Linked DNA regions of Homo sapiens: region 2 is linked to region 1. A link is a loop called in an ENCODE intact Hi-C map of the cell type or tissue named here. Cell type or tissue: endothelial cell of umbilical vein. All regions are shown on one strand. Each heading gives the region's core, and the rest is flanking DNA. Links, peaks and the distances in the headings are about the cores only.

Region 1 (4,380 bases), core at 115-4,114:
ACCGTGCCCAGCCAGCATTCCATCTTATACGGGGGAAACTGAGATACAGAAAGGAAAGGTCACTTGCCTGAGATGCCTTACCGAGAAGTGGAAGTGTTGGCGTTCAGCTGTGGGTCCGTCTGACCTTGGAGGTGACTTCTGAACTATTAGGGGACTAAGCCTCCCCAAGCAGTTACTGCTGATTGCTCAAAGGCAGCTGCTCCCCTTCACACAGAGGGTCTATCCTTGGAAACTTGTGCCAGGGACATTCTGAGTAAGGTAGCAGATTTACGTTCATTAGACTTTCTCAGAGGATGCAGTTTGCTGAACCTCAGGTTGTCTCTTCATCTGCAGTCATAAAATATTCAAGCCAGAAGGCACTCTGGTGATTGGAAATGCTAATCTCTGTAATTTTTTTTTCTTTTTTTTTGAGACAGGGTCTCACTCTGTTGCCAAGGCTGTGGCGTGATCATGGATCACTGCAGTCTCAACCTCCTGGGCTCAGGTGATCCTTCTGCCTCCACCTCCCGGATAGCTAGATAGCTGGAACCACAGGTACATGTCACCATGCCTAGCCAGTTTTTTGTATTTTTCGTAGAGACAGGGTTTTGCCATGTTGCCCAGGCTGGTCTCAAACTCCTGGGATCAAGTGATCCTCCCACCTCAGCCACCCAAAGTGTTAGGATTACAGGTGTGAGTCACCGTGCCCAGCCCATTTTCTTTTTAGAGACGGGGCCTCGCTCTGTTGCCCAGGATAGAGCGCAGTGGCATGATTATAGCTCACTGCAGCCTCAAACTCCTGGGCTCAAGTGAGTATCCCACCTCAGCTCTCCAAGTAGCTGGGACTTCAAGCATGAGCCACTGCACCTGGCTAATTTGAACTTTTTAATTTTTTTTTATTGTAGAGACAGGGTCTTGTTTTGTTGCCCAGGCTGGACTCAAACTCCTGGCTTCAAGCAATCCTCCTTCCTCCTCAGCCTCCCAAAGTTCTGGGATTACAGACATGAGCCAACATGCCTGGTCTAGTCTTACCTTTTACTAATGCGGAAACTGAAGCCCAGAGATGCAGAGATGTGCCTAAATTACAGTTAATTAGGAACAAATGTAATCCTCAAATCCAGATCTCCAACATTCATGTCAAAACTCCCTAAAATCAAACAACATCGGCTGGGGAAAGAACATTCAAAGTCTCCCAGTCCAAGCCTCTCATTTCACAGTAGGAGAAAGCTTGACTCAGAGAAGAGTGGAATATGCCTAAGAGTGACATGCAGGCAGGCAGAATGCACCATCAATGAATCGAAAAGTTAGTTTTTTACTATATGTGCCCTAAGGCATATAAAGTGACTTCTCCGAGCTTCACCTTTGAAATGGAAATAAAATTTACAGTATAGGGTTCACTGTCAGGAGGATAAATGATTCATGAAATGCCCTTGGGCCAGCACCCAGCACTTAGTGGGTGCTCAATGCATGGTATCTATTATTAATACTGCTAGAACCTTGTCATTTCCCCCTCTGCCATTCTGCCTTCCAGGTCAAACCTTTCTCAGTACAGTATAGTAGGTAAGACTGGGGACTACTGCTTCAGCTACTTGTCAGCAGGGTGACTTTGGACTGGTTACTACCCAGCAACTCTGGGCCTCAAATGTCTCATCAGTAAACTGGGGACAGAATAGCAGTACCCACCAGACAAGGCTGTGGGAGGGGGAAATAATGCATGTGACTGGCCTTCACACAAAGCCAAGCACATAGTCAGTGCTCAATAAATGCGGGCTACTACTGTTACCAATTACTTCCACAGCCATGTCTCATGTCTGTCACCATCCCAGACTGCAGGGAGTCTGGTCCACCAGCAAGTGGCCGGTCCCCAACCTCCAGGGCTCTCCAGTCTCAAGAGTGCTGACGCAGCAAGGGAAGGAGCTCCCAGTACATCCACACCGGCTCTCCTGACTCAGCTCTGATTTCTCAGGTGCCTGTGTAGGGTCGACAATTCTGAGCATGCTGGACGAAATCCCGATTTTTGCATTCATGTAAGAGTCTTGGAAGAGCCCCCTTTTCACACGTGCAGAAACTGAGGTCTGGGGAGGAGGAAGAGGCTGCTGCCCACGGACACACAGGTGCCAGGACCAATGTCTGGGGAGGAGGAGAAGGGCGCTGTTCACGGAAACACAGGCGCCAGGGCTTGATGCACCGGTGTCCTCGCTTGTGGCTGGGTCCTTCTGGGACGATCCCCTTTCCCAGGATCCCGCCCCTAGGAAGAGCACCGGCCATGCCCCTACCTGAGCCCCACCCCCTGAGTTCTTTGAGCACCGCTGCCCCCAGGCCGTTACGATGAGGGAAGCCACGACAGCCAAGGCTACGGCTACCTTCCTGCAGCCCCTGGGGATGCCACTGATGCGACGCCGCGGCGGCCAAGGCGGGGCTGAAGGCGGCGCGCCCGGCTTCCCTGAGCCAGTTTGGAGGAGCGCTCTTCAATCTTCCGAGGCCGGATGAAGCATTCGGGCGTTCCCACTGCGGAAGGGCGGGGATGGCTGTGACGCAGGCGTGCCCGCCGTCGCCTGCAGGGGGCGCTGTTGCTGGCGCGATTCTATCAAGCGCAGAGCCAGCCGAGGCAGTATGCCGAGGCAGAGAAACCGGTTCTGCAGTCCCAGGGCCTCGGTTTCCCCCTCTGGAGAGTGTTCGTTTGTGACAGGGTCTCGCTCTGTTGCCGAGGCTGGAGTGCCGTGGCGTGATCTCGGCTCACTGCAACCTCCGCCTCTCCAGGTTTAAGCGATCCTCCCACCTCAGCCTCCCGAGGAGCTGGGACCACAGGCGCGCCACCACACCCAGCTATTTTTATTTTATTTTATTTTTTGTAGAAATGAGGTTTTTCTGTGTTGCCTGGGCTGGTCTCGAGCTCTTGGGCTCAAGCGATCCTCTCGCTTGGCCGCCCAAAGTGCTGGGATTAGAGGTGTGAGCCACTGCACCGCCGAAAGTGGGTTTGATGACAATGTTGTGAGGCTACAGTGGAACCCAGATAAATTTATGAAAGGAACCAGAAGACACTGATAAATAACCAAATTACTTAACCTCCCTACACCTGTTTGTTGATCTGTAAATGGGGATAATTGCACCTCCCTTCCCTGTGGATATGCAAACGTGGAAAAACACATAAAGGGGCTGGCACCTTATAAGCACCTAGTAAAAGGCAATGACTGTGATCACAGGCAAAGCACCCTGCCAAGCCAGAAAACAACATCCAAGTCCTGGTTCCTGTCCTCACGGAGCTCCAGTCGCAGAACCAGAGGCGAGGCAGTGAGAACCAGGCCTGCCCTCGGTTTCCTCATCTGTACCACTGATGGTCTCTAAGGCTCTCTGAGCCCAGCTTTCTTCAATGCTGGCTTGTGAAATGCAGCCCAAGATGGATTACAGTGACATGAATAACATGGAGTAGCATCTATGGGAAGTCACCGCTGAATCGCATTTATTCATTCAACAAGCTTTACTAATACTCTGGTACCAGGCCCTAGGAATACAACATTAAATAAGAGATGGCTCTTGCCCTTACAAAGCTCCCAACAGTCCAGTCAGGAGAGAAATAAATAGCCCTTCAAATACCGTGTTGGGATTAGAACGAGCAACTGTGGGAGCCTAAAGAAAGCAGTTATCACAACCTTGGGGTTAGCAAAGCTCCTGAGGGAGCAGGTAACCTGGAACGTCTCAAGGATTAAGAGGAGTGAGCTGAAGAGTCGGAGAGTGAATACTGGGGCAGAGAAAGGATTTCAGACAGAAAGCCAGGGTGCAAGAGAATGTGGCAGAATGAATAATTTCATGGCGGTGGACCCAGAGAGTAGAAGAGGTTCAGGTAGGGAAGGACACAACTGCCCCCTCTGCCCAGCCCCTGCCCCCTCCTAAGCTGCCACCAGGGAACATTCTGTGTCCTTCTGCCTGGGCCTCAAATGTCCCCCCATTTGTTCACCCACTGTACACACCCTGAGCCCCCCAGGTGCAAGAGCCACTCTCTGTCCCCTCAGCTCATGGTCTAGGAGGAGTCAGAAGGCATGGGCACCAGGGACTCCAGTATATGTCATCCCCTGGATCCCAGGACATGTACTTAGATATGGGCAGGGCACACGGCTCCACAGAGAAAGGACATGGAGGATGAGGGAGAAAGGAATTCCCAGGAGAGGGCCAGTCCTGAGGTGGGACGGGGTGGCATTCTAGAGCCAGACTGCAAAGTTTTGAATCCTGGTTCTGTGCTTGGCAAATGATTTCACCTCTTCAGGCCTGTTTACTCACCAAAGCTTCTTAGAGTTGTGGAGCCTAGGGCCGGGCGTGGTAGCTCACGCCTGTAATCCCAACACTTTGGGAGGCTGAGGCGGGTGGATCACGAGGTCAGGAGATCGAGACATTCCTGGTTAACAC
Region 2 (4,324 bases), core at 1-4,000, 250 kb after region 1:
GAGAGATGCAGAGAGGAGGGGGACAGGCCCTGGGGGACTGCAGGGTCCCAGCCTCGCCCTGCTCCAGGACCTGGCAAGGAGAGGTGACTTTCCTCCACCTATCACCCTAGGCTAATGCCCGGGCAGATGGGAGCTGGGCCTCTTCTCAGGGAGCAGCCGCCTCAGGCAAGTTGGTTGAGCGTCTCATCAGAGGCAACAGACTGAGGCAGGGATCTGGGAGCCCAGAGCAATTAGGAGCTGCCTCGCGCCTCGTCTCCCGCCAGCTGCCGCAGCTGTCACTCAGGAAGTGGTCTGGGAGCAAGGGCTAGGCCTGCAGTACCCATGGTCCCCCTCCCATCTGTGAAGGTTCTGATCCCTGGGGCAGCCTCCCAGCCAGCAGCCCCGCCAGGCCCCGGGCATAGGTGGAGGCCCAGAGGACGCCAGGGACAGGATCTCTGTGATTTCCTAACGGGGACATCCCCAGGCTCCTCTTACCCCTATCCAGACTCAGTTTCCCTCTGGAACATTGGTTCTAACCCTGGCTGCACCCTGGAAGCACGTAGAGGAGCTTTAGAAGAATACCTGCCCCACCCCCCAAGTTTCTGCTCCCAGCCCAGACCAACGGGAGCAGAACCTTTCGGGGGGATACAGGGCAGTGCACTTGAATGTGTGGCAGGGTGAGCCAGGATTTTGCAGTTATTGACATCATCCCTGCCCTGAGGGCTGGCAGCTTCTTTCCTCTGGGGACCATGTCTCCCCTCCCTTCCAGCTGGACCCAGTGCAGCCGGGGGATACTGTCCTGGCATGACCTTGAACTTGATGCTTACACCCTCTCCACTTTTATTTCCTTGTCTGGACAATGGGTTCATTGATAGCCTTGGCCAGCTCTCCTAGGTCCCTCCATAGCTTCACCCTCCGCAGCTGGGCCCTGAGCCTGAGAGGGAGGCTCAGAAGGTCCAGCCTCGGACAGCAGCACCAAGCACTGTCACCTCAGCAGATCCCTGCAGCAAGCTGTGTGGTGGCAGCATAAACTCCATTTTACAGGGACGAAAACTGAGACCAGGGCAGGGGCTACACTCAAGTCATAGAGCTGGTAGCAGGGGTCAGACTTCATCCCAGCTGCACTGGACTCCGAGTCCAGTGCTCTTTTCCCATCACCAAGTTCCTTCCCCCAATAGCAACAAATTCAAGGGCCTGTCCCCTTCACTCTGTTTCCCTCACATGGACTCTGTTCCCTGTTGTCCTTTCCGCTCCTGTCACCTTCAAGAGCTGGGCATGTGGGCGTTCAGAGGGGGGTAGCCAGAGAAGAGCAGGGATCTGAGCAGTTGGGGCCTCTGGGTTCTGGCCTGCACCCCCTCTCAGCCCGGTGTGCATCTTTGAGTCTATAAATTCCATTATTCATTAGTTGACTTCGGGAGTTTGCCCGGACAATGAATATTTTATTCACCTCCAGACACTGTCCCCAGTGCGTTCTTGGAACAATATTGTTCCTCAGCCTAGGAGCAGAGGCCATAGCCTCTGCCCTCCCTGGACATCCCCTCCCTACCACCACTACCTCCCCTCCTCCAGTACCTTCTCCCCCAGCAGGAGCCCTGGCTTGGGTAGGGCTGCAATTATTGGTCCCAGCATGATCTTGAACTTGAAGCTTACACCCTCTTCACTTTGATTTCCTCGTTTGGACAATGGGTTCATTGATAGCCTTGGCCGGCTCTTGTGGGTCCCTCCACAGCTTCACTCTACACAGCTGGGCCCTGAGCTCTGCTGGGAGCTCTCCCTGGTGCTGAATGTGGCAAGAGGATGCTGGCCTCGGACAAGAGGTCTCTGGCCAGGGAGGGCAGGGACTGTGCTGCTCTTGAAAGGAGTGGGCTCCAGTCTCAGGGAGGGAAGAGTCTGGCCTCTGAACATGGCAGTTCCCACCTCTCTCCCCTTGTCTCCTTCCCACTTGGGGAACCCCCCTGGAATCACAGGTTTCAGCGTGTCACCTCTCCCAGTGTCTCTAGCCTCCTGACCCAATGATTAGTTAGCAAGGCCTGTGGAGAACCCCTCTTGGGAGGACCTGAGGCTCAGGCATCTCCCGGTGGGCACCCCAGAGAGTGCAGTGTGATGGCAGCAGCACCTTCCCCAGATGGGGGAGCGACAGACATAATTCACACCCTGTGATCATGCCATCTGCTCCCCCGTGACGCACAGAGGAGAGGACGGGGCTGCAATGCCGAAGGGCGGGGGGCGGTGGTGAGCGGGCAGTCGTTCATTCACTAATTCTCTCGTTCATTCATTTGACAGATGTTCATCCAGCCCCAGCCACCTTAGCCCATTCCAGTCCTGTGCCAAGCGTAGGAGATCTGGAGAACCCAGACCCAGACCTGCCCTTCAGAGCTAAGAGAGGCCCTCTCACACTTCTGAGCTTTTGCCCACCCTCCTCTTGACCCCTGGAATTCCCTTGACTTGAAAAAAAAAAAGCCACCATGGGTTGGGAGTGGTGCCTCACGCCTGTAATCCCAGCACTTTAGTAGGCCAAGGCGGGTAGATCACTTGAGGTCAGGAGTTTGTGACCAGCCTGGCCAACATGTTCTCTACGAAAAATACAAAAATTAGCTGGGTGTGATGGCATGTGCCTGTAGTCCCAGCTATTCGGGAGGCTGAGGCATGAGAATAACTTGAACCTGGGAGGCGGAGGTTGCAGTGAGCCGAGATCATGCCACTGCAATCCAGCCTGGGCAACAGAGAAAGACTCCACCTAAAAAAATAAAAAAAAATACCCACCTGGACAGCAAGCCCAGGAGCTTCCCCTTCACAGGGCGAGTACCAACACGCTCTGCAGCGGCCTCCCAGGGAGTCACTGGGAGCTGGGTTTCCTGCCAGCCTCTCAGCAGGCTCTAGCCCACTCTCCCTTGGCCCAGGGGTTCTGATTTAGAACTGACAGGCCTGGGCTGGCACAGCCTGGACACTTAGTAAACGTGGAACGACTGAGCTGCTGCTGCGGCTCGCTCTCTCAATCAATACTCGAAGCTATAATTATTATTAATTCCTATTCCTTGGGGGGGATGTTCATGCTAATAGGAAACTCCCAAGAGTTTCAGGGAGGTGATGCCCGGCACCTTTCCTACATTATGTCACTTCATCCTCACCGCTGCCTGGGATGTGGCACTGCCACCTTAACAGGCAGGGAAACTGAGGCTATGGCCGGTTAAGGGACCTGACTGTAGTTCCATGGTGAGGAGATGGTGGATGCAGAAGCCCCAGTCTGCCTGGCTCTTGGTGCTGGGTTCTTACTTCCTCAAGTCTCTGCTCCATCAAAAACACTGGGGAAGCTCAAGGCATTCAGCTCTAGCGGTGGAAGGTCAGAAGATGGGACAGGTGGGCAAGGAGAGCTTTGGAGTGGGGTGGGAGCTTTTCTGGGGCCTCTCTCACCTCCAGGCCCAGGTCCCAGTGGGCAACCAGCTAGCCCGGAGAGGTCTGGGGAGACAGACAGACAGCTGGTGTCCTTCCTGGCTCCTCCGCAGGTTATAGATGTTTCTAGGAGCTCCCTCCAGAGCAGGGCCCAGGAAGTGCTGGGCCCAGGCTGACCCAACCCCGCTTGGCTGGGGCTAGCATCTCTCACTGAGCCCCTTCTCCCCAGACCCTGAGACAAGGCTGCGATTAATCAGTAACAAAAACAGAAACAAGCAGAAAAGTGTAATCAGCTTGGGAAGGGCAGGGCAGGACCGGGCAGGGCTGTGCAATCAGCGTTCCTGCTGGGACCTTTAGCTGATTGGGCCAAAGGGGGCAGGGAGGTGGTCCCAGTAGGGGGATTCAGGGAAGCACCCAGAGATGGGGCCACAGCCAGGCCAGAAGGTCACCCCCTCCCATGCACATCTGTGCACCATATGCCCACACCACTCCCAGCCCCAGGGCCTGCACACCTCCCCCGACCTGCCAGCGTACAACCTTGGCACACACAGGTGGCCACACACTCCCGACATTTGTCCATCTGCATATGGAGTCACAGACACCTGCGCACGTGCCCAGTGGCACATACACACCCTCATGGATAGCAGACATATGCACACGCAGGCTGCTCCCTCAAACACCTGCCCCCACCCCAGCTCTGGGGTGCCGACGTGCCCTGGGGCCTGGGGAAGCCCTGCACATACATTAGGTCTGAGCTGCAGCCATGTGAACTGGCAGGCCCTCACACCAGACCCCACAGGCACCGGGCCATGTCTCTGTCCCGAACTGCCCTGGGGGCCATGAGACACTTTGGCTCCTCTTCTGCAAGCTGAAAGGTAGGGGCTTGGGAAGGGTCCGGGACTGGGGCCCCATTGTGGGGAGCAAGGTCAGCGGCAGGGTGTCAGTCACAGGCAGG

The links. Peaks named below come from ENCODE experiments on the same cell type or tissue, not always from the same donor. Only the 100,000 strongest peaks of a DNase experiment are listed, where the experiment ranks them.
Region 2: it touches region 1 in a loop (4-fold over the local background); 1 of 110 quality-filtered maps calls a loop at or near these places.

The regions. Positions count from the first base shown.
Region 1 is chr22:29,468,052-29,472,431 of GRCh38, forward strand. LOC107985541 (a long non-coding RNA gene) reads right to left here. Exons shown (of 4, transcript XR_001755482.2): 2 at 82-4,380. Among named protein-coding and RNA genes, the nearest start is that of NEFH, 10 kb to the right of the region's middle. RefSeq lists an enhancer at 2,093-2,593. In endothelial cell of umbilical vein, for the core only: a CTCF peak has its summit at 2,534 (motif pointing right); no DNase peak of the experiment used is centred there; H3K27me3 peaks cover 1,259 bases.
Region 2 is chr22:29,715,187-29,719,510 of GRCh38, forward strand. All of the region lies in intron 1 of CABP7-DT (CABP7 divergent transcript), which reads right to left. Among named protein-coding and RNA genes, the nearest start is that of CABP7-DT, 2.6 kb to the right of the region's middle. RefSeq lists a silencer at 1,641-1,841. In endothelial cell of umbilical vein, for the core only: no CTCF peak of the experiment used is centred there; a DNase peak (open chromatin) is centred at 1,755; H3K27me3 peaks cover 392 bases.